3 separate regions of the Homo sapiens genome follow, and regions 1 and 2 are each linked to region 3. The links are chromatin loops, found by intact Hi-C in ENCODE. Cell type or tissue: PC-3. All regions are shown on one strand.

Region 1 (8,000 bases), 130 kb after region 3:
TTTGGATTTCAGAATGACAGGAAGGAATTTTGAACCTGTATTATCATTCATGCCCAGTCAACAGATCAGGAAACTGAGATTGAATGTGTCCATTATTTGCTATATCTCGCTGTCTTCTAATTTTCAGCAACTGTTTCAAGATTTACTCCATCTCTTTTGGGCCAATACTCAAATCTTTTTTGAATCTGAGTTTAGCCACTCCAGGCTTTGGCCCAGCCCCTGCCAGTCGTTCTCCCTGGACTCACCAGCCGGCTGCTGTGGCTGAGTCTCCAGTGCCCAGCTGGGTTCCCCACCCATCGACATGGGGACTTGCCTTCCTCTCTCCCTTGATCTAAACCTAGTTCTTTCTCCTTGTCTCCTCAAAAAGGAATATCTCTGGGCAAACAAAAGGCAAAAATATGGTTCACTTTTACTAAAATGAAACACTTATGGACTCCCCTGCCTGGGACTCCCACCATGGATTGGGAGCTGTTACTGGTGTCTCCAGAACATTCTGCATCTGTCAGACAGTAAATGTTTTGAAGGAGCAGCGAAGGCGCTCTGTCCAAATGCACACATACGTAAGAAACACTGGCTTGCAGGTGGTTCAGAGAATAAAGGAGTCAAATGGTCGTAATAGAGGCGGGTGGGCCTTGCCATGACTCTGAGTTGCACATGGGTACACGCAGGGAAGAAGTATTTGCAGGTGAGGCCCAGGTGAACACTGCATGCAGGCAGCAGGTGGTAAGATGGTGAGTTGGGTCCATTCACCCATGGGAGGGAGTGTGGGTGGCTGAGAGTAGGGGATGGCAGAGTCCACATCAGCTCCTGCTCAAAACCAGAAGCATCTGTGATTGTTGATGCCCTCTCTTTCCTAATTTCTAGCCAAGGGGAAGTGAGTGGTCCAGGACCAGGAGGTCAAAGCTATGGAGGAATTAGGTGGGTGTGCGGGGCTGGGCATGGTGGCCCTCCCTGCTCTGGCTGGGCTGCTGTTCTGCACGGTGATGGATGACTGCTGGCTCCTCAATGAATCACCAATTACCAGCTAACAGGGGTTTGTGGGCCCTTGCTGGTGGCTCTGTGGGGCTGCAGAGAGTTGGGGAACCACCAAATTTGACTTCTGCCTCTTCAGACAGCTCGTGACTGCCTTTCAAGAAGGTAAAAAAGCTTCACTATTCAGAAAGCGAGTGGCCGAGAGAGCTAGGGATAGAAGAGCAAGCAAGCTCAATCACGCCTAGGCAGAAAGAAAACTTTTGCTGAACTGCAGAAGTTCTGTAGTTTACTTGGCTCCCCCGCTGACCCAACTAATGTTCTAACTTTCAAAGAACCAGGTAGGAGTCTGACATGCTCACGGAGAAAAGAGACAGAAAAATCAAATCTTCCCTGAGAACTTTTAAAGTTACTTTCTTCTCTCCATTTCTGAAGGGACTTGGGTCCAAGTTCTTGCCCAGAGAAAAATTGCTCCTGAGAGCTCAGGGAGTGCAGAGAGAGCGTGTGCTTGGGAAGATGCCCCCAGGGGCAGAGGGAATTCTGATAAGGACCCTATAAACAAGAGATGATGCAGATAACAAAACCCCACCCTGGCCCTCAATGGCTCTGAGCCAGGCCCTGTGCTGAGGCTGAGTGTGGGGAACATTATGCTTTGTTATCAATTCTAAAACAAGACTCCACTTCATATTTTGATATCACCAACATTTGGATGTCTCTTACAATTCGTGGCATGTCAGCGTTAAATCCTAGTTTAATTCACAGCATTTTTTTTTTTACTTTTTCCAGTGGTATTTAAAATAATAGTGCATTTTATCACCTGTGGCACCTTAGATTTCTGCAAGTCGGGCTATACCCTATCTTACATATGAGGCCTGGAGAGGTTAGGAAACCTGCCTAAGGCCACACAGCCACTATTTGGACTTGAAACAAGGTGTATCTGGCTCTCAGTCACTGGCTTTCAGTGGGACTAGAGCTGGAGGTCCCATCCTTGCAGGGAAGGGAATGTCCACTCTCCAGGCAAGCATGAGGAGGGACGGGGGGCTTGCAAATCTGGCCCAGCCTGCTGGGCTACTGAATGGGAAGTGCGGTGATGGGACACCGGCAGCACAGGGCTGGTCTCTGTTTCCTGCACACAAGATTCTGTTTTTGTCACTGCTTAGCTCTTAAGCATCTGTTAGTTTTCAGAATCTGCCTCTGAGTTAGAGTCACTTTAACTCAGAGTAACCACATTATCAAAGAAAAAAATAATGGGAATCTTTTGGATCAAGAGTGACTAATTCTTTCAGGGAGGCAGTGTGGAACTGGAAAGAGGCCAAAGATTGAAGTTTGGTACGTCCGGGTTTGAATCCTGATTCTTGCTGCTAAAAGCAAGCTGGCAAGTTGCCTAGACTCTCTGAGCCTCGGTGTTTTCATCTGTAAGATGGGAACAATGACGCCACCTACCTGGAAGTACTGCTGTGAAGATTTTGTGTGTGGAAAATGTCCGGGGCATGGTAGGTGCTTGTTAATCGAAGTTACTATTTTATTGTTGTTCTTATATCTTATCCTGAGGATGATGATGATGATGAAGAAGATGATGAGGATGAATGGACCCAGCAGGGCCTTCTCTCAGTTGTCACACATCTCTGACACTCTCCCCTCCTGGGGCTCGGCCACCCCTGTCCACTTTGCTCCCCAGTTGCTGGGTGGATGTCCTCCCTCTCAGCCTCCTGGCCGGAGGTGCAGCCCTGACTGCGATCCGGGCAAACCCTCTACCGGCCCAGCATGCCCAGGCTCTGGCTCCCTTTGAGAATGGTCCCTTCTGTGAAGAGGTGGCTGAGAGGGGCCGTGAGGGTACCTTTAACGCCCCCAGGGGCCGGCTCCCGCATGGCACTTCCTCCTTCGTTCATTTCAGGCCTCTCAACTCCCAGCTTTTGTGGGTTAAGGGGCAGCACCAGAGGAAACAGCAGTGACAGCCTTGCCCAATAGTGTCTAGGTGTTGTTCACACACTGGGATTTCCTACTGAGGGATGGAGGGCACTCAACTTCCCCCATGGGGTCCTTGGGAGGTTAAGTTGTAGCCCTTTGCCCAGGTGCTCCCAGCGCCCCGACATACCTAATGTGCCCCCAAGACACTCATGCAAGTTGGAGTCCATAACTTAGGCCCTCACTTGGGACCCAAGTATACAGACAGTTACCTCTGTATTCTGTCAACCTCACCACAAGCCAACAGAGACCCAGAGAGGTTAAATGTCAAGTCCAAGTTCACAGAGCCAAGATGCAGACAAAGCCTAGATTTGAATGGCCATGTGAGCTCTGGCCCCTTCCTATACCCAGTGACTCAGGTCAACTGGCAGGATAGCTGTTGTTTGCCATAGAATCTGGGCAAGGCTTAAGCAGCAGAAAAGGGGAAAGGGCCATTTGGGGAAAAGAGCTCAGGGAGAAAAAGCAGGGCTGGAAACCCACCTGCTCGGGGACTGTGGCTGCTTTTCTGAAGACAGAGCTGGGCCCTCAGCCCGCCTCCAGCCCAGTGCAGGAGGGGGCTGGGAGGGCCCCTCATGTTCCTACCCAGCCTTGCACAGGCCCCTTTGGGCTTGCTCCAGAGGAAGATCCTGAATGGTCTGGCTGGAAACTCCCACAAATCTGCTCAGGAAGGCTATCATCACAAGAACTTTCTAGAAAAGGAGGTCCCCATTGCTCCCTTTTAGTCAGAGCCTAGAGCTCCACTCCCATGGATGGTTATAAACCTGACCGAAGAAGACAGGGGAGCGTTTCAGGAATCTCATTCCAAAAATAGCCATCAAATTTCAAATTCCAGCCCACAGCAAGCAGTACAAAGATTCATATCCGCTCCAGTGATGTCTCTGGCTGCCATTCCCTCCTCCCTTTGTCTGGGATTCCTGCCCCAGCCCCCGCACTGGCCCCTGCCATCTCTATTTAGTGAGCTCCCAGACCTTCTCCAAGACCCTGTGCAAATGTCACCTCCTCAGAGATGCCCTCCTGACTCTCTTAGAGCACAGTGCCTCCTCTGGTGCTTCCGATGCCTCTTGGAAACCTGTACTAGGTCTCTCAGTGTACTTGCCCATCATCTCCCCTAGATAGTACAGTGCTTGTAATACAGTAGGTGCTCAATAAATGCAGGTGGAACAAATGCATGCATGCATAAATGGCCATTTTAGCTTCGTTTATGCTGGAAGTTGCAGGGAAGTCATTAGATCTTTGCATCAGCCTGTTGAAGTGCATTTCATCTGAAGATTGTATGACAGTGGTCATAATAAAAGAAACAGTAATTGCTGCCAAGGTCTCTGCTCGCTTGTGAAGCCTGGATGGAGAGGCTGGTCGGACTTGGTCCTGGTAGCCTTGTCTTTACTGTCCTCTTGTGGCCAAAAGTTGCTGCTGCATCTGGAAAAGCTGGCAATTTCAATGAGGCCACAGGGGGATATTTTTACCTGTTGGAGCACAATCTTTTTGGGATCCCTGAGTCATTTTGAGCCCAGTTCCCCATAGACTGTATGTAATGTGATCCTCCTTCTCGGGCCTTGAAAATATGTTAAAATAAATAATAAGCAGCAATTGATAGGGCCTGAGCAGCCGCAAAAAGAGCATTAGAGACTCCATCAACTCTGACTTAGGCCTGTGTTAGGTACTTGGGTGTGGAAGGGAAAAATATAACAAAGTGTGTGACAAATTTATGCACTCAGAGACTTTGCTGTCTATTTCTAACACCTTCATCAAAAGTGAACAATACCATACACTAATAAACAAAAATACCCATTCATCTAGTAGCCAAGGTTTGGAATCAAATGGCCCTGGATGTGTATCCTGGCCCCACCACTGATTGCCTAGGTGACCTCGAAGGAGTCACTTCGTTGCTCTGAATGTCGTTTCCTCATCTGCAAGATGGCCTTTTAGGTGTACCCCCTTCCTCCTTCGCAAAACTATAATGATTAACTGAGATGACATGTGTCAAGCCTTAGCATGGTGCCAGCACAGAGTAAGTTCTCATAAAAGCTAGCCATTATTGTTACAAGTAAGGTTTTTAATTGTCTGATGCAGAGAGAGAACCGGGTGAGATGTGATAAAAACCTGGGTAAATAGACTCTTCAACATGGTTTGTTTTTTTGTTTGTTTGTTTTTCGTTTTTTGTTTTGTTTTGTTTCGTTTTGTTTTGAGACAGCGTTTTGCTCTGTCACCCAGGCTGGAGTGCAGTGGTGCGATCTCGGCTCACTACAGCCTCCACCTCCTGGGTTCAAGCAATTCTCCTGTCTCAGCCTCTCAAGTAGCTGGGACTACAGGCATGTGCCATCATGCCCAGCTGATTTTTGTATTTTTAGTAGAGCCAGGGTTTTGCCATGTTGACCAGGCTGGTTTTGAACTCCTGGCCTCAAGCGATCCACCTGCCTCAGCCTCCCAAAGTGCTAGAATTACAGGCATAAACCACCGAGCCCAGCACCACCATGGCTTTTTTAAAGGCAGATATCTCAGGTATTTTTCTTCTCAGAGCCCATTGCAATCCTGTGTTTATTATTAATATGATAAATTGGTCATGGGCAAGGTGATCCATAGGGCTGCCATTGTCCCAGGCTGCATGGAGGAGGCAGGCTGCTATCAGTTGGCTCTAGCCAGAGTCTGTTTGCTTCGCTCTTTCCCGCCTTACGCATGGCAGACATCACTAATCGATTACAGATCTCTTTCACATAGATCATGAATATAATTTCAGAATTATTCTCATAATACAGCTCCAGGCAGTTATAACAGTTAAGCAGAATGGGAAAATGGCATACAATCTAATTTACCTTTCCAGCTCTTGGCACATGGGTAGATTAAAGATGTATAGAGGAAGGAGGAGAGCATTTTAGCTGGAGGCAGTAAAGGAAGTTGAATTATGAGTGAGAGATCTGATAGGAAAAGGAAGGAAATTAAAGACAGGCTGGGTTATGGAGCCCCTTGACTTCAGGCTGACTTAAAGCAGTAGGCAACAGGGAATCGCCAAAGGCTGCTGGGCAAGAAACCGTGGTAACGGTCCTATGGGGGCAAGATATCTCTGGCAGCCAGTGCCAGGTGGATTGCAAAGGGACTGAGTAGGAGGGCTGGAACTCAGGACAAGCTGCTGAGGGATGCTGGAAAGGAAAGCTTGGTGGACGCGCTGACTCCTGGCACATTAAGAATGAAGAAAGTGGTGCCATCCAAATGGTTTCTCCGACCTTGACCTCCACAGGCTGGGAGAATAACAGCACCTCCACCAGGAAGTGTGGTTGGGCACCGAGGAGAGAATGTGCTTTGTTTCAGGCATGTGGATTTGGAGAGCCTTTGGGACATCTATGCAATTTCCTGTGGGCAGCTGTAAATGGGAGACTGGAGCCAGAGCTAGAGCTACAGATATTAGAAAGAAAAGAGAGAAAAATAGTTCATGCTTTCTGGGCCCAGCCTCGCTTTTACTCAAAGCAGTTTGGGTAGGAAAAGAAAGAGCACATTCAGGAAAAAGACGAACTGGGCGAAGGTCATGGCTTAATTAAGAGGCATTCACTGCGATATGGTTATTCCAAAAGACACTGCATATCTGGGTCAAGTATCCTTTTCACAATAACACCTAAAATGAGTAGGAAAAATTTTTTTTGGTAACAGGGAACAGTAAGTCTCATGCACAGGAGTCCTAATGTCCCTGTTGCTAAGAAAGAAAGTACATATTTCACTGAAATACCCGAACAATCAGAAGGGAGGTCAGAGGGACAATTCCTTTATTAGAAGACTCCATTTCCTAATGGGTAATAAAGTCACTTGGACTCTAAGGTCAAACAGACCTAGATTTGAACCTCAGCTCCACTACTTCCTTGCTGTGTGACCTTGGGCAAGATACTTAACCTCTCTGAACCTTGGTTCCTTCATCCATAAAGTGGAGATAATAGAGTACCTAATTCACAGGGCTGTGGTGGTAACCAAATGAAATAATGCATATAAAAGTCTAGTCTAGTACTGGACACATAACAAGCATTGAGTGCATGAGAATTGTCTTCTATCCAATACCTAACATTTTAAAGATTTTAAACAGACAGTGCATATTTTCATCACTGACATGATTTCTGGGAAGTCCTCTGAGGGACACAGAGAAAATCTAACCTGATATGAACCAACAGGGTGCATTTCTTTTGTCTAAGTCCTCCAGTAAGGGACAAAGTAGGAGAGGCTTCAGGAATCCATAGATTAACAGCAGCTGGCCATGGTCCATCAGTGTGTTCTTCTGGGAGGGGCTGGAGGGTTCCATTGTCTGGTCTCCTGCGTCTTTGCCATTTCTACCGGTTTACATGATGCAGGCATTCCTGAGGGGTCACGTGGACCTGTGCTATGGGCCCCTTGACCTGTAGGTGGGGATGCTCTACCAAACCAAAGGAGACATCTCTAAGCCATGGCCAGTAAACAGAGAAGGTCTTCTTGCCTCAGGCCTATTTTTGAGGAGATCTTTGGAGAATGTTTACCACTGATGGCCAGCATCAGTGGTAAAATTAAAAATCTGGAAGGTTCTGGAAGGTTCCAGTTTAGGCTAGAAAGACAATGTATTGCGGAAGGGTTAAGTGTGCTATATAATAATACCTAACATTTACTGAGCAATTACTATGTGCCAGGAACTGTTCTAGGTATGTTCCAACTTTACTCCATCCTCACTAAGACCTATCAGGGAATAACCATCCCCATTGTACAGATGGGTGACTGATGCTCAGAGATGTTAAATAGCTTGCCTCAGCTTTCACAGTTACTAAGGGGCAGATGCAACATTTGAACCCAGGGAGACTGATTGCAGAGCCTGCACTCTTAACTACTGTGCTGTAGCCCTGTGCCAGGGCTGGGCTTCAGACTTGAAGGGGAAGGGCTGTCGTGGGGATCCTGAGCTTCTGAAGAGAGGCTCTGCTGGTAAAGGAGTTGCCCGTTAAGTCCTGAGTTCCCAGAGCCTGAGCCCAGATAAAGAGCTGTTCCCTTAGCTGTTCCCAGAGATGAGTCATCCTCAGGAAGCCACTGACTCTTCTCAGGGCTCCTGTCCTTTCATCTCCTTGTCCCCT
Region 2 (8,000 bases), 68 kb after region 3:
TCCAACTGAATCAAAAAACAGTAGGCAGAAAAGGTGATTGAATATTTTTGGAAAGGTGTTTAAAGTTTGGGTGGACGGGGTTGAACAGGAAAGGTGCAAAATTGTCTTTAGTCCAAGGAAGGCACAAAAATGAAAAGATTAAAAATAAAAGGGGGTCTCCCATGACAAAGACGGACTTTGTAAGGAAAAATGAGAATTAGGCAAGGTGCAAGGTAGGAAAAGACCAACAAGCATTTATGGAGCGTTCTTAAAGATCACCCTCCACCTCGAGATGGCAGGTTTAGCCACATTCTCCCAGTGAGTAAGGGCGTTGTCACTGTAATTTAGACCATACAAATGATGTCAACTTGAAAGCCCTCCGGAAACTTCTCTGCAGGTTTTATCTAATATGTTTTTACCTAATTCGTTTCCTATAAAGGCTACAGATATATTGTGTTTGCCTTCTAAGGTTGTTGAGAACTAGAACAAGTGTGACAATTGGAGAAAGTACAGTCAGGAAAAGCCGATCTCTTTCACGGAAGGGACTCTGTTTCATTCCTCTTTATCTCCCCATTACTTTTCAGTTTGACACAAATTAGGTACTCATAAATGTTCTTTGAATGAACAAATTAACTTGCTTGTTTCAGGTCATAAAGTGAGTCATTGCCTGGGACAGCTTTCCTCTACTATGTTCCCAGATACAACAGAGAGTTACAAGTATTTGAGGCAAATAGGAGTCTGTGATCAAATGAGATTTGGTCTTAGGGAGCCACAGTGCACGTTAACATAATAAAGGCTCCAAGAAGTCCTGCAATAAAAAGCCCATGTAACTTTTTCTAACTCTGCACTTCTGAAAACTTTTTCTGACCATGGAACCCCTTTATTTCATAGAACAAAAGCTTCAGCATCTTGCAGAACCAGTGTTCCTCAGAACACGTTCAGGAGCTTGAGTTAATGAGGCAAAGAAGAATGGCAGAGAGCTCAGCAAAAACAAAAGGAGAGAGAGATGTTTCCTGGGATACATGGGAGTGATAACTGCAGGCACTTTGGTAGTGCCAGAACACAACCTATCAAGTGGGAAGGGATGAACAAAGAGGTTTGAGAGTGTGTGATGGGGCTATTCCTGCAGAGCACACTGGCCTGCCATGCCATGGAGCTTAGGTTTAACCAACTAGACCCTTTGGAGTCCTGGCTCTCTGCACAGTGCCGTAGAATGATGGGGTCACATTTGAGGTCTAGGCAGGCTGTTCTGGTGGTTGGGTGGAGAGTGGGTTAGAAGAGGACATACAGGATGACCAATTAGGTGGTTGCCTTGGTGTTTGGGTAGAAGATGGACTCTGATCAGCAGGCAGTGCATGGTTTCTCTTACATCTTAAATTTCTCATAGCATGATTTCTCTTACATCTACAGCGTAAAACAATCGTGATTGATATTACGTGTCAAATAAATTTCCAATAAAATTTTCATTGTAATCTCAGCACCCAATTTACTGATCTATTTTGGGAATGCTTCTACATTACACAGGATGCTTTTAGGTCTAAGAGACAGAAACTCAACTCAAACTTGTATACACACCAAAAGAAATATATTAACTCACATAATTGGGAAAGTCCATATAGTCAGACTTAGAAGATGTCACCGGGATTCTCTGTCCTACCTTCTCTTCTGCCTGCTTTCCTCTGGGCTGGCTTCAGTCTCAGGTGGCTCTCCCCATGTGGGGGCAACTTGGCCACCAGCACTTCCAGGCTGAGGGGCAAACAGTTTAGCTGCCTCCACAGAAAGTACATTGTCCACCAGTTCCAGCAAAACCTCAGGATTGATTTTCTCTGGGTCTGGCTGAAGATACATACCCACCTCTGAAACAATCACTTCTCCAGGGTGTGAAGTCCATGTATGGATCTTCCCTGGGCTTCACACCCTGGAGGAGTGACTGTTTCAGAGGATGGGTGTCACATGCCCATCCCCAGAGATGGTGAATGGAGTTGGACTAATTCAGACCAGAAAACGGAGAGTAAGGAAGGGGTGGCCCCCAAAGGAAAACTCAGGATGCTATTATGAGAAGAGGTGGGAATGGATGCTGGGCCGGCAGAAACATCAGATGTCCACTACAAGTTACCGAACATGTCTTGAGGGGAAAATAAGTTAGCTGTTTGAGTCATACTTGATACCCCATTGACCCAAACCCTCCAACCTCAAATATTCTGGCAATATATTTTTTTCTTTATTAGAGAACCACTTCAACCAATGCTCTGCCAGGATGTCCTAAAAACCAAGGTGGCAAGAAGAGCGCAGGAGCACCTTGCATGCGGAGCTGAGCTGAGACCCCACCTTCTTCAGCTCAGCAGGGTTGGTGGATGTTACTGTTGTCCTGCTTGAGTAGAGAAAGCTCTTTGGAGACATTAGTATTTCCCTCTCCTGTGACCTAAAAAGGGCCTTCCCTCAGGGGTCTCACTGGGGTTAACTTCACCCCTGATTGGCTTGAGACAATGAGACCTTCCTCAAGCTCAGATGAGCTGGGAACAGTGCTGGAATGGGGTCCAAGCCCTCAGGGACCCCCTGTCCCACAGATTAGCAATCCACCCACCCAAGTCAGCTCACCTAGGGGAAGTTGAGCATGGGCTGGTCAGAAGCAAACAGCATCATAAAAGCTGGTAGAATAGCCATTTCATAGTTTTCTAGCATCCTAGTTTGTTCACACACGGAGCTGACAGATGGCCCATTTGGACTGAATTGGGCATTGGCCCAATTCAACAAACATTTACGTGCCTTTTTTTTTTTTTTTTTTTTTTTTGGCTTGGGGACAAGCTAAGTAGTAACATTCTAGTCGATTTCATCAAACCAGTTAACACAGCTTTGTGCTGTGAGGAGACTTCAGGCTTTGGAGTCAGACTGACCTGGGTTTAAGCCCAGTTCCATCACATATTTGCTGTGTGGCCTTTGGCCTTCATTTCCTCATCTGTAAAATGGGGATGCTAATACAAGGGCCTCTGTCTCAGGGCTGCCATGAGGGTTACACGAGGTGACGTATATCAGGACCCATAGCCCCACCATAGAAGACACTCAGCCAAGGCAGTGGCCTCGTTTCCTTCCTCCCTCAGCTGACTCTCTGCTGACTTGACTCACCAGATGGTTGGACAAGTCCTTTTCCTGCTATATCGAGATGGGCACTGACTGTATCTTGAATGGTCTTAGATAGCATCTGATAGCACTGATACTCAGTTGAGTTAACTCTCTGAACAACTCCTTCGGGTAGTAGAAAGAGGAAGGAGTTATTAGATGAAAATTGGCCATCATTTAGCCAAACACACATCTTGAAAGGCAGCCTGGGGCTTTAATTATGACTCCAAATGCGGGTTCAAGCCTGTATATTTAGCTTTGATCATTGTGGCATCTAGATCCAATAATCATAGCAGACACCAGGTACTCAGCTAAATACTTAACACTGTTTCCATACTTCATTAATGCCCACCACAGTCCTGTGGTGATACCGATAATATTATTCCTTTTTACAGATGAGGACGTGAGACTCTGAGAGGTTAAGTCAAGGCTGCCACATCAGTTGCATGCGTAGTCCATGTGACTAGTACCCCCTGGCACTGTGGGTGCATAACAGTAACGAAAATAGCAGGCAGCACTCATTTGGAATCCGCAATATGCCACACATTCTCACATGTATTAATTCTTTAATCCTCTTGCAAAACTCAGAGACCACACACCAAGGTCAACAGCTAATAAGTGACGAATCTTTTAGAGTCTCCTCCATAACACCCTACACTTTTCCTACATAGCACTTTAAAAGAAAATAATTTCAACTTTTATTTTAGACTCAGGAGGTACATGTGCAGGTTTTTTACATGGGTATTTTGCACGATGCTGAGGTGTGGGGTACGATTGATCCCATTACCCAGGTAATGAGGATAGTACCCAGTAGTTACTTTTTCAGCCCTTGGTCCCTTCCGTCCCTGCTCCTCTAGTCCCCAGTGTCTATTATTGTCATCTTTACATCCAGGGGTACTCAATGTTTAGCTCCCACTTATAAGTGAGAACCCTACACAGCACTTCTTGATTAATCTTGATTAATTCTACCCCCTCCCATTAGATGCAAGCTCCCTGACAGCAGAATAGTCATTCTTGTGTCCCCAGGACCTGGCAGAACACTAGGCTCATAGAAGGTGCTGAATAAATCTTTATTGAAAAACGAATGAATGAATGAGGTGTGTAAGTCAGATACCAGGAAGAGTTTTCACGGCAAAAAAAAAAAAAAAAAAAGCTGTCCTTTATTTCACACCAAATGATGGGAGCATATGTGCGGGGTGGCAGTGGGGTGGGAGCCTGAATGCTGGCATTGGTGCCCGGCCATGCCCCATCGATGAAGTCCTCTGGGGCACACAGACTGAGGCTGGCAGGGACGAACTTTCTAAAGCACCACAAAGTTCCTTGGCCCCCACACAACGTCTGGCCCCAAAGCCTTCATTTCTCAGATAAACAAAGACAATCCAGCCCAACTTCCAACCTGGCCACCGGCCAACAGGCACTTGGGTTCAAGACTGATTTTGTTGAAACAGCTGAATGTGCACCAGGCAGACCCGGCCCTTCTGCTCTGGATCCCTTCTCTCTGTCTCTGGCTGAAGACGAGAGCATCCTGGGGTCGGGACTCTTAATCCTCCTAACCTAAGGGAGGATGTGCGCCTGACACAGGGCCAAGGCCCCCCGACACCCTGATGCGCGGCCCCGGGCCCATCTGGAATGTTCAGAAATGCTGCCATCTTGTGGCGCCTGCAGGCCGGAGCAAGGCACCTTCCGGCTGATCTTGAAGTTGATTCCTAGAAGATGTTGCTCCAAATAAGCACACACAGACTGTGTGCATTTGCATTGCCACATGCTAAGCCGCCTATACCACCCACTCACTGCTACCCCAGGTGTGTTATCTGCTTTGGGCCAGCCTGAGGTAAAACTGTCAACACTGAAAATCATTACCTTTGGCACCTCCCAGCTCTCCGGAAGTTATCTGGTCTGTAGACAACAAGTCCCTGAGGGAAGTGGGTGGGGCACAGGGCAGGTAAGTTTTGACAGAAAAGGAAACTGGGCACAAAGTCTAAGGTGCTACAACAACAACAACAACAACAACAACAACAACAAAAAGATGGGCCCTACAGGAGCCTGCTGAGCACAGAGTTACTGAGTTGAGCTGTTGGAATCACAGTGGTAAGGGGCCCTCCCCGCTGGTGCAACAAGACACAACAGAGTGTAGTTATTGTGCACTTGGACCCTCGGGTTAGCTAACCTGAGTTTGAGTCCCCATTCCACCACTTGGTAGCTTTGTGACCCTGGTGAAGTTGCTTAACCTCTCTGTGCCTCCATGTTTTCAACTATAGAATGAGGGAAATAAGTTGTAATTACCACAAAGGATAGTTTTAAGGATTCAGTGATATTTGTAAAATATTTATATAGTGTTGGTGCATTATAATTGTTAAATAAAAATTAAATCAAATGTTGTGTAGATTTGGAAGCAGGATTAATTTATCCCGTACCTATTTTATTCAGCACCCTTGCCCAGTGCTAGGTGTCAGAGGTGCAGAAATGGAGTTCCAATTGTGGCATATATACAGTTACTAGGGAGCAGAGGTGAAGGCAGGCTGAGGTTTAAGCAACTACCTTATTATTCCCCAGCTGTGAAGCCCTGGCAAATGTCCGTTCCCCATCCTGAGTCTGTTTCCCCATCTTTGTGTTACTGGTGGAGGATGTCCAGGTTCTTGTTGTTTTGAACAAAGAATTGGACAAAATGCACAAACGAAAGAATGAAGCACCAAAGCAGATTTATTCAAAGGAAAGTACACTCCACAGAGTGTACTCTACAGAGTGGGAGCGGGCTTCAGCAAGTGGCTCAAGAGTGCTGGTTACAGAACTTTCTGGGGTTTTAATACCCTCTAGAGGATTCTCATTGGCTACTTGATTTACACCCTGTGTAAATGAAGTGGTGGCCCGTGACCAGTCTGATTGGTCATGGAAGGTGAAGTTACATCCAACGCAAATGAAATTACAAAGTTACATCCTATGCAAATGTCTGATTGATTGTGGGAGGGGACCAGAGACTGAAGTGAAGTTACAAAGTTTCACCTGTATGCAAATGAAGACTAGGCCCGCAACAGGACTTTCCATTTTTTCATCTATGACATAGAAAGCAGGGAGTGCAAAGGGAGTAGCCTCTGATCGTTTTGTTACTTGAACATGGAAAGTTGGGGTTTTCCTTTCAATTCAGTTCCAGGAAGTCAGTGCAAATCAGCCTTAGGTTCCCTGCCCCCACACCCCATTCTCCTGTCTCATTTGAAATGAGGGTATTGGACTATGACAGTGTTTCTTCATCCTGGCTCCTCATTCAAATCACCTAGGGGGCTTTTAAAAACTATCAACACTGGGCCTTACACTTTCCCACTCTGACACTGATAATATTTAGTCAACAAATATTATGTGAGAATCCAGGCTGGGAACAGTTTCTGCTAGGCACTGGGCTCCCTCTGGGGTAGAGTTAGAGGATGTCATCCTGTCCTTGAAATAGTCTCAGCCCATGGAGAAGTGCAAGTATGCAGGCAACTTACTGAACACAAGTGGAGACTGAGGCATGTCATGAAAGAAATCTATACCAGGACTCAGAAGGGAAGGCAGAGGCAAGAGATGGCTCTTCCACCTTGGAGGTGGGGTTGAAACTGTTGCAGGTAGCACCTGAGTTAGCCAGAAAAAAATAAGGGCAGAGGGGACAGTTTCTCCCAAGACTTCCTAGCCCATCCACATGAGAAAATCAAATTGAGCCTTTATTACCACACATTTTTAATAAAGGAAAGAGATAGATAACAAAGAAGGAAGTAGAAACTCGCACAGTCTGCCATCCCAGCATCCATCCTGGGTCCCAAGGCAGGGTGCTCTTCTGGTCGAGGGGTTCAGTCCCAGGAGGGTTACAGCAGATGCTGGATGCGGTATTAGTGACCTCTCCCGGACCACAGTCCCATGCCTGCTGGGACCCTATTTCTCCAAAGCAAAAAGCCAAAGGACTGAAAGTGCACAGGTCACTTCTGCCCACAATCATTGGTGAGAACTAACTAAACACAGCCAGCTCCTGGCACACCAGTTAAGCAAGCGGCCTCTGCAGCTCAGCACATACTTGGGACATATGCTTCCCGCTTATAGCTCTTGCAGTTCAACAACACAATTCATGCTTCCTCTTTCCCCATCTCCCAGGTGAGAACATCACAAATAGAACTTTCAAGAATGCAGTCTATGGGGATGAGGAAAGGCTTTGTAGAGGAGGTAGCGTGAAGGGTGGTGGGGCCCAAAGGACCAATGTATAGGCTGTATGCTGTTTGCCGAATTTCTCAGCTCTTTGCCATCCATGCTAGGCTTGTATTTCCTTTGTTGTCCCTGTGTAGCCTTGTGGTTAGTTCTGACCAATGCGTGTGGGCAGACGTGACCTGTGTCACTTTTGGGCCAGAGCACTAGACCCTCCAAAGCCCTCTCATTCTCTCTGATACAGTGACTATATTGTTTGAAATGATAGCTGCTCTGCCACTCTAGGCCCCTCCGTGATTACGATGAACAGAACCCCCTGCCAACCATGATGAACTTGGAGGATGGGCAAAGAGATAAATCATGTTATTTTAAGTCACTGTGTTTGGGGGCTGTTTGTTACTATAGCATAGCTTAGCCCATTCTGACTGATACAATGGTCATGATTTAGATGAATGACTGGCTATCAGAGAAGAAGATGTGATTTTGAACCAGTCACGTTTCTTCTCTGGTCTTCACTTTTCTCTTGACATGGTGACATCGTCCTGGAAGGCTGAGCCTACACTCAGAAAGGAGGGAAAAGAAAGAGTCGCATGCAACTTTTATACAATAGGTCCACATAGACCTCTGTGTGTCTTTTCACACTAACCTGAGGAAATGGAAGAGCAGGTGAACTTTCCACTTGTTGAGGTTGGAGAAGGATGACTCCTCTGCGTTCCTGGTTTCCCACTTCATCCCCACCC
Region 3 (8,000 bases):
AAATCAAAGAGACTTAAAAAGAAACCCCAATTCCTTTTTAACCTCCAAGTGAGAATGGGTTGAAAAATGAGACACACTCGAGGGGCATGATGAGTTAAACACTGATGTGTCTCATCCTCAGAGAACAGGAAGGGCAGATCACCCGACATCTGGTTAGAAGTCAGCTTCATAATTCATGCAGATATTGTGAAGAAAATTCCTCAGTGAAGCCTGGAAAAATTTAGCTTTGCTCAATGCAAGGGAATAAATCAGCATTGTTTCCGCGTGCAGCCCTTGTTTTAGAAAGCAAGGGTAGCTGTAAGCAATACTGAGTCCCACCTGTGAATGTCCTCTTTCTCTGCCACCCCTACCTCCTCCACCTTCTCCTTTCCTCCTAGTTTTGGGAGTCCTGTAAAATCCTGTATTTACACTGGGATACTGGAAAACTTGGTCATTACCAGCACATAATGACAGGTTGGTTAATTAATGGTGTGCATTCAAAAATGGGAGTAGGACAAACAAGACAGCTAATTTTGATAATGAACAGATTCGAAGCAACCAGATGACAGTGTTCTCTGTATATAGTTCCACACCAGCCATGTTTTTGTTTGGATTCTGTGTTAATTTTAGAAACTGTAAAACACAACATGCCAAATTGGTTGATTGAAATAGTGCTACTTCCCAGAGGCTAACAATCTGTTGTCTCTTGCAAGAGGCAAGAGGTTGCAGCATAAGTGCTTACTTGGTTATAGGCAAGAGCCTCCACGCAAACCGGGGAATTGAGACAGTTGTCCAGGAAATTCAGTGCCTCAGTTAACTGGCTGCTTTGAGTATTTTGATTCTGCTTGATGCCTGTCTGCGTATTCCTTCATTCATTTGTTTATGCTGCCATTCATTACATATTGGTTCAACTCTCTTTGCCAGTATAGACCCAGATTATATTTTGATCGGGAACATTGTCTTTTTAGTCAAAGTTACAAAGAGTATTTTCCCTAAAGACCAGTCAAGGAAGCTGGCCATTTCAAGTAATCTACAAATATTTATTCCTGAAGGAATACTAACTTTTTAGGGACCTTTTAAACCCAACAAAATCTAGTTGCTGGGTTTAAAATGAATAGAAGGAAGGACGGAAGGAAAGAGAGAAGGAAGGAAAGAAGGGAGATGGATTGGTTTGTGATTTTTAATTCAGACAAACTTTGAAGAAACACCCTTTCTTTAAATAATAAATACTGGCTGCTAATTTGTTGAATTTTAAATAATATGATAAAATGGTACTTAAGGAAGCTATACACAACAAAGATAAACATTTTTGCTCTCATGGGATCTCTATTTAAAAGTAGAAAAGATTGTTTTAACAGAGCGTCATATAATAGCAAATATGGTAGCTGGCTTATTAGAAAGTCATAAATGTTTATGTTTGACTCACATTTTGTAAAATGTTGTCACTGAGCGTGGTTATATATGGCAGTTTCTTGTAGTCCGTCTCACTAAAATTAACTGTTCACTAGTAAAAGGTTCACAATACTGGGTATAACTTAATGAGAATTAAAACAAGCTCCTCTTTTCAGCAGAGCTTTTGCTTGAGAGAAAAGTCCCCCCAGAATATCAGGGAGATACTTCAGATAAACATTCAGAATCACCTCCTGGCTAAGCATGTGAGCCAGGAAAAAAAGAAAAAAAAAAAAAAAAAAAAGAAAAAACTCAGTCAAGACCCCCATGGCAAGTGGAAAGGATTTGAAATAGCTCATAATTTGGGCTTTGAGCTATTCTGCAGGGTTGTTAGCTGTTTGGTATGATTCGTTTTATCCAAGAGCAGTTCCGGATTGTCAGGCATCCTCTCTTATTGCAAAGATAAATAAATAGAAATTCAGACATTCGGGGAGAATTTGACTTTTATTTCCTTCTTCCTCATTAGAGCCTATTTGGACCCTCACCCCCACCCCCACCCCCCTTTTAAGCCTTTCCGTTTCATGATAACTCTTTCAAGAAGAGAAACAAGCATAAAACAAACAACAGTTAGAAAGAAGCAACCACCTTGTTGGGGATTCCTGTGAATGTATTTAGAAATGAAACACTTCTTGCTTTTGCTTTAATAAGCATTTAGGAGGCTCTACTATCGGGCCATGAGTAATGAGAAAGAGGTATGGTTTTGATTTACTACTGTAGTTTAAATAGACTTAGAATCCAGTGAAATTGTTTTGTTCTAATTCTATCCATTTTTTTCTCAGTTCACCAACTTCTCAAAGAAAGACTTTCCCCAAGTAGCCGGCATTTTCCCAGTATGATAAGGCAAGCAGCGAGAAAGTTTTGTTGTTGTCTTTGTCTTGCTTTTCCCCACTTCAAGCCTCTGAGGCCCCATGGAAATCCTTGGAGTACACTTGGTTGAGTATGGACCATTCTAAATGAAATACAAATCAAAAGCATCCTTTCACTGGCCCCTTTAGGTTCTTAAGCAGAAGAATGTTCTGATCACTGAAGCCATTTCAAGACCTGAAATTAGAAAGTAATAAAAAATATCACACTCTCCCTGGTGGGTAGGACATATAATTGGTTCCCCAGCAGGACTTCAGCTCCAAGTGAGAAATGCGTAGCCTGTGGATCCTTGCTTTCAGAAGAACCACATGCAAACACTACCAAATAAGTAAAAAATAAGCAAAGGGAAACAGGAAAACCAGAGACAAATTCAGAAATAAATAGCCAAGGGCTAGAAAGAATAAAGAAAAAAAAAAAGCATTAACCCCAGATGTCTTTAAACACAAAAATTTGTGCACAAAACACCAGACGAGACGGTAAGTTTATGTGTTTAGATCAGCTTGGACAAACACCGCTGTTCAGGACTGCAGTTATTTTTTTGGATTCCATTCTGGCTGCAAGATGTTCTTGGGGAGAAAATGGACTGTGCTCACACAATCCTAACTGTTTGGGATTTGACTTAAAAAACTGGCCAGGGCCTTGATTTGCAGCTCACTCTTGGCCTAAGCCCGGCGTTCCAGCCGGTTGGGTTTTGTTGCTCGTGGAGTTTGGAAGCCGAACAGTTGGGGTGTGCTGCGATGGACAGGGCCACTGAGCACACAGAGCCTGGTGCTATGCTGCCACCTTCTGTCTAATGTGTCATAGCAAGAGGTGGCTGAGCTCTGGACTGCCTAGAAAACTCGGTGACTTTCTGCCTTTGAGAGTCAGGTCCTCTATAATCTGCACATTCCGGAGCAGCAGTGCCCTCTCTTCCTGTACACCTGTGGGTTCAAGGCCTTGGGGGCTGGCCCTTTGATAGCTTCTTCCAGAACCCACGCCAGTCTGTTTGTTTGCCTCTCTTCCTCATTCCCTCCCTCTCTCCCTGCCAGATCTTGAAGTTTCCGTAGGTAGAAGGGTCTGGAAAAACGAGGTTGAAGGCAAAGACAGGGCTTTTCGTTTTCAAACGTCAGCACACTCTTGTCTAAATTACTGCCAAAGACAAATGGGATGAAGTGGAGGAAAGGAAAAGTGAGATTGAATAGCAGGAAAAAAGCCCTGACAGCAAGATCTATTGCCCTGTGGAGAGGTGTCCCCAGGGGTGAGCTATTGGTTGAGATATTTAAAACTTGAGTGGACAAAACATTAGACCCTTCACCACAGGGAACAATTCTACAGCAGCCCCTGGGACCTGACCCTCGTGAGCGCAGAGGTCCTTCCCAACTCTAATTTTTTATGATTTCTCAATTGACTTCCCATTCTATAAAAAGTATTCTGTTGCTGCTCAGAAACCCAACTGCTTTGACATTCTGTTTGAGGTCGGGATGGTTTCAATCTACTTTCAGTTGTGTGCAGCATTGAAAATGCCCCTATACCTACTTTTTTTGAGCCAAAGAAATGTAAATTCATATAATTAAGCCTAGAAATATGTATTTGAGGAATGACATAGGGGACACTGCCCTTGACAACTGGCCAAGACATGACTCGCCAAGCACCCGGGGATTTGCTGTACAGCCTTTGACAAATGCTTACCCTTTCTGAGTCACCAGTTTTCATTGGGTTGTCTCACTGGTCAGGATGAGAATATCTGATGCCAGTTGGGAACATTTTGGAAGGACTGTGGTGGTGAAAGAAATAGCTTAGTTCTGCACCTGATTGCCAATCACTCCTTGTTGTGAGGATTGTACACTTCTCAGCTTGCAGGCCTGGATCAGGGGAGACAAAAGGAGGGAGAGAGGTGAGATGTCGGATGTGCGGTCATGGTCTTTGCTTGCAGGTTCTCCCTCCCTGGGGTGACTGGGTTCAGCCATCCAGCTGATTATTTTTAGGCTCTTGTTAATTGCCAGGCATGGAGCTAGGAGCTTGTGTGTCAGAGTGGAAGTGAACAAAAACAGTGGAGAACAAATGGAGTCCTCAGGGATACCTATCTCAGTGGCTTCGAACTGTTCTTAGGGTAAAGTTTAAAATCCCACATTCTGCAAAGCATCAGGTGATCTGGCCCTTCCTGCTTCTTTGATCTCTCCTTGGACCTTTCTCCAGCAGGCTGAGTTCCCTCAATTTTCCTTGGTGAGCTCTGTTTCTTCTCATCTCAGTGCCTGCCTGGGTGCTCAGCCCAGACACTCCTGGTCTTGCCACCCCTTTCACCTGGTCAGTGCTGCTTCTCATCTTTCAGTTCCCAGCTGTAAGGTCTCTTGCCCAGAGACGCCTTCCCAGACCTCTGGGCTGGGGTTCAGTTTCTCCAGCATGTGCCCCTCTGGGCCTTGTCTCATCTCTATCCAAGCACATGCCATTAAGGGTGAGTGCAGGACTGGAGGTTTACTATGGATCTCCTTGCCAGCCCATGCTCCGTGTGACAGGCAACTCGCTTGTCTTGTCTTTGCCTCGCAGGGCCTCCCACAGGGCCTTGTTCAAAGTATAGCTGTTGAGTGGATGAACAAATGAAAGGCTGAATGAATGAAGTGCTATAACATTGGTAGGCACTGTTGCAGAGGTTGAGATAAGGAATTGCACCCGGAAGGGCTTCCTGTAGGAAAAGTTAAGAGTTTCTCTGTTAAGAAAGGTCTGGGGGCAGTTTCTACTGGTTACCCTCCTCACCCCATCCCCACCAGCCTAGGAATGGGGTCAGTTTAAAATTTCTCATTGTAAAATAATACATAGCTGTAGTAAGAAATTCAAACATTACTGAAATGTATAAGCACTAAAAGTCACCATCCTTGCCCCTACAGACATCCTACCCTTTTGGGGATAACCATTACTTCCCTTCCTCCCTCCCAGATGTTTTCTTTATACCTTTTCCTCAGTTGTGGAATTATTTTAAAGTGTTTTATTCTGCCCCAAAAGGTGTATGACAATGTCCTAGAGGGCCTGACTCATTATTTTACTCAACTGGGGATTTGGGGAAAGTCTGGAAAAGTTTGCAGGCCAGAGTTTATTTCCTAGGAGCCAATTTCCCAGCCCTGGGACACAGGGGTTTTGGTCTGGAGAGACCTTTTTCAGTAAGTACAGTGACTATTGATTTCTGCCACAAAGAAGATTGATATGCCAGGAAATCTTAATAGTATGGAAAATATGAATAGTTTGAATGCATTTATGCTCAATAATTCTCAAGTTTAGGGATCGCTTTAATTACACACACACACACACACACACACACACACACACACACACACACACACACAAACCCTGGAGCACAGATGTTGGTCTTCTTTATGATGAGCAGGATAGGGTGAAAGGGGAAGAGTTAGTGATGAGAGCTGATGTTGGTGAGGGCCCTTCATCGGGCTAAGTGCTCTCTCTATATGTATCATTTTATTCAAGTTCCCTGACAACCTTGTGAACTGGGCCCTGCTATTGTCATTCCCAGTTTACAGATGAGGGAACTGAGAGTCAGAGAATTGAAGTATCTTACTCACGGTCAGCAAAACAAGTGAGGGTCGGAGCTAGGACTTCCACCCAGGCCAACTGGCATGAGAGCCTGCAGGCTTAACTACAAAGCAGTTTTGGCACCTGCCTAAGTTTAAGACTGCGGGATGGGATATGGAATCAGAAGACCTAGCTGTATTCCCTCTTAGCTATAGGAGCTAAAATATTCTCATTTCTCAGAATGTCAGTCTCAACCCTTATAAATGAGGATGATAATTGCCATCCCACAGGGTAATTGGAGCTACTAAATGGAAGTTTTTGGTCAACTCCAGCACACTGTTCCATTTTTATGAATGCCTCTTAGGTGGCCGGGAGTTCAAGACCAGCCTGGCCAACATGGTGAGAGCCCGTCTCTACTAAAAATACAAAAATTAGTCAGGCATGGTGGCACATGCCTGTAATCCCAGCTTCTTGGGAGGCTGAGGCATGAGAATTGCTTGGATGCTTGAACCCGGGAGGCAGAGGTTGCAGTGAGCCGAGATTATGCCACTGGACTCCAGCCTGGATGACAGCAAGACTCTGTCTCCAAAAAATAAATAAATAAATAAATAAATAAATAAATAAATAGAAAAGAAAGAAAGAATGCCTCTTAGCTAATTTCACAGTGGCACTTCTCAAGATGGCTAAGATTGGTAGGAACCCTTGAGTAGAACAATTCTAAACGACAGGAATCTCCCATGTCAAAAAAGGGGTGGCTGGAGAGTAATGGCTGTCCTTCTTTTTTTTTTTTTTTTTTTGAGACAGAGTCTTGCTCTGTCACCCAGGCTGGAGTGCAGTGGCACGATTTCGGCTCACTGCAAGCTCCTCCTCCTGGGTTCACACCATTCTCCTGCCTCAGCCTCCCGAGTAGCTGGGACTACAGGGGCCCGCCACCACACCTGACTAACTTTTTAAAATATTTTTAGTAGAGACGGGGTTTCACCGTGTTAGCCAGGATGGTCTCAATCTCCTGACCTCGTGATCCACCCACCTCGGCCTCCCAAAGTGCTGGGATTACAGGTGTGAGAGTAATGGCTGTCCTTCTAACCACACCGTCCACTCCCGGTCTCTTTCTCATTCCCGTCTCCAGCTGCATGGTCATTAGTGATGTAGCTTTGTGTCCATGGCAGTCTTTATGATGACTGCTTTCTTTTTTTACAATTATTTTATTGTCTTTGTGAAGCGATTCGTGCCTCCTGTGAACAGTCAAATAACACAGAAAAGTAAAAATAACCATATTTTAAAATACTCACCTCAGTGCTTTCAAGACACTTCATTTTTTGGTTCTTGGCATGTGGGTTATAGACTGTATTACTCAGAATAGATTTTAAAAATAGCATACAAATACCGTCCTTCCCCGAAATCACGGTGAGGAAGGACTTGTTGTGAGATGTTAGTAGGCAGAGTAAATAAGCAAAGAAAATCCTCTTGAATGAATCAGGTGGGTCTCCCCACCTGCTGCTTTGGGTTATTCGAGTTTCAACACTATGCAAGGGGAAAACTGACCTTGGTTTATAGCATGCCTTGTGAAATGTCTATTTTTTTTTCTTTAAAAAACCAAACACTGGCAGAGAATGTAAATGTGCCTTCTCTCCCTCTCCATGGCCTCTTTCCTCTAGCAAACACGTGAAATCTCACACATATTCACGTGCATGGGGGCCGACTGTCTGATTCAAGATGACAAGGCTGTTCTCCATGTGTCTGTCAAAGAAGCCAAACTCCAAAAGGCAAACAAGACCAGATGGGAAACCACAGGACCAGCCCCCTGCCTTTGCAGTGTGTTGTCACCTCACTTGGGTGGACAGCCGGTGCAGAGATGAAGAGGGTCTACCCTGTTTCTGAGTTGCATTTAGCAAATAGGATGGCTTTCTACTCCTAACTCATAGGGCATCACCAGCCCACGGCTTTCCTTAGCTTGACCACCTACAAGCCACTGGCTGGGTCCCTCCACGGCTTACCAGCTTTACCTTCCCTGCTGCAGAACAGATTCTAGAAAAGAACTCAGGTCCACTGTGCGAGAAACAGAACAGGCCAGCTGCAGTTGTTTATTGTGGATTCCTGGACTGCCTTCCTGGCTTAAGTCTGTGAGGCGAGGGGAGATCATGGAGTTCTTCCTCGCTTTGGCTGTTTCAATATCTGCATAGATGCTTTCTTCTAGTGAACAAACAGAC

The links. A loop is a pair of places that touch in the nucleus more often than their neighbours do. Peaks named below come from ENCODE experiments on the same cell type or tissue, not always from the same donor. Only the 100,000 strongest peaks of a DNase experiment are listed, where the experiment ranks them.
Region 1: a loop joins it to region 3, with 10 times the contacts of the local background. A loop is called at or near these places in 24 of 110 quality-filtered maps.
Region 2: it touches region 3 in a loop (9-fold over the local background); 5 of 110 quality-filtered maps call a loop at or near these places.

Annotation. Positions count from the first base shown.
Region 1 is chr10:113,517,060-113,525,059 of GRCh38, forward strand. No RefSeq gene overlaps it. Among named protein-coding and RNA genes, the nearest start is that of HABP2, 32 kb to the right of the region's middle. In PC-3, a CTCF peak has its summit at 4,333 (motif pointing left); a DNase peak (open chromatin) is centred at 4,312.
Region 2 is chr10:113,449,945-113,457,944 of GRCh38, forward strand. No RefSeq gene overlaps it. Among named protein-coding and RNA genes, the nearest start is that of HABP2, 99 kb to the right of the region's middle. RefSeq lists enhancers at 4,095-4,595, 4,566-4,860. In PC-3, CTCF peaks have their summits at 4,743 (motif pointing left) and 4,944; no DNase peak of the experiment used is centred here.
Region 3 is chr10:113,382,262-113,390,261 of GRCh38, forward strand. No RefSeq gene overlaps it. Among named protein-coding and RNA genes, the nearest start is that of HABP2, 170 kb to the right of the region's middle. RefSeq lists an enhancer at 1-391 and a silencer at 3,049-3,158. In PC-3, a CTCF peak has its summit at 3,083 (motif pointing left); DNase peaks (open chromatin) are centred at 3,080 and 3,970; H3K4me3 peaks cover 994 bases; H3K27ac peaks cover 4,001 bases.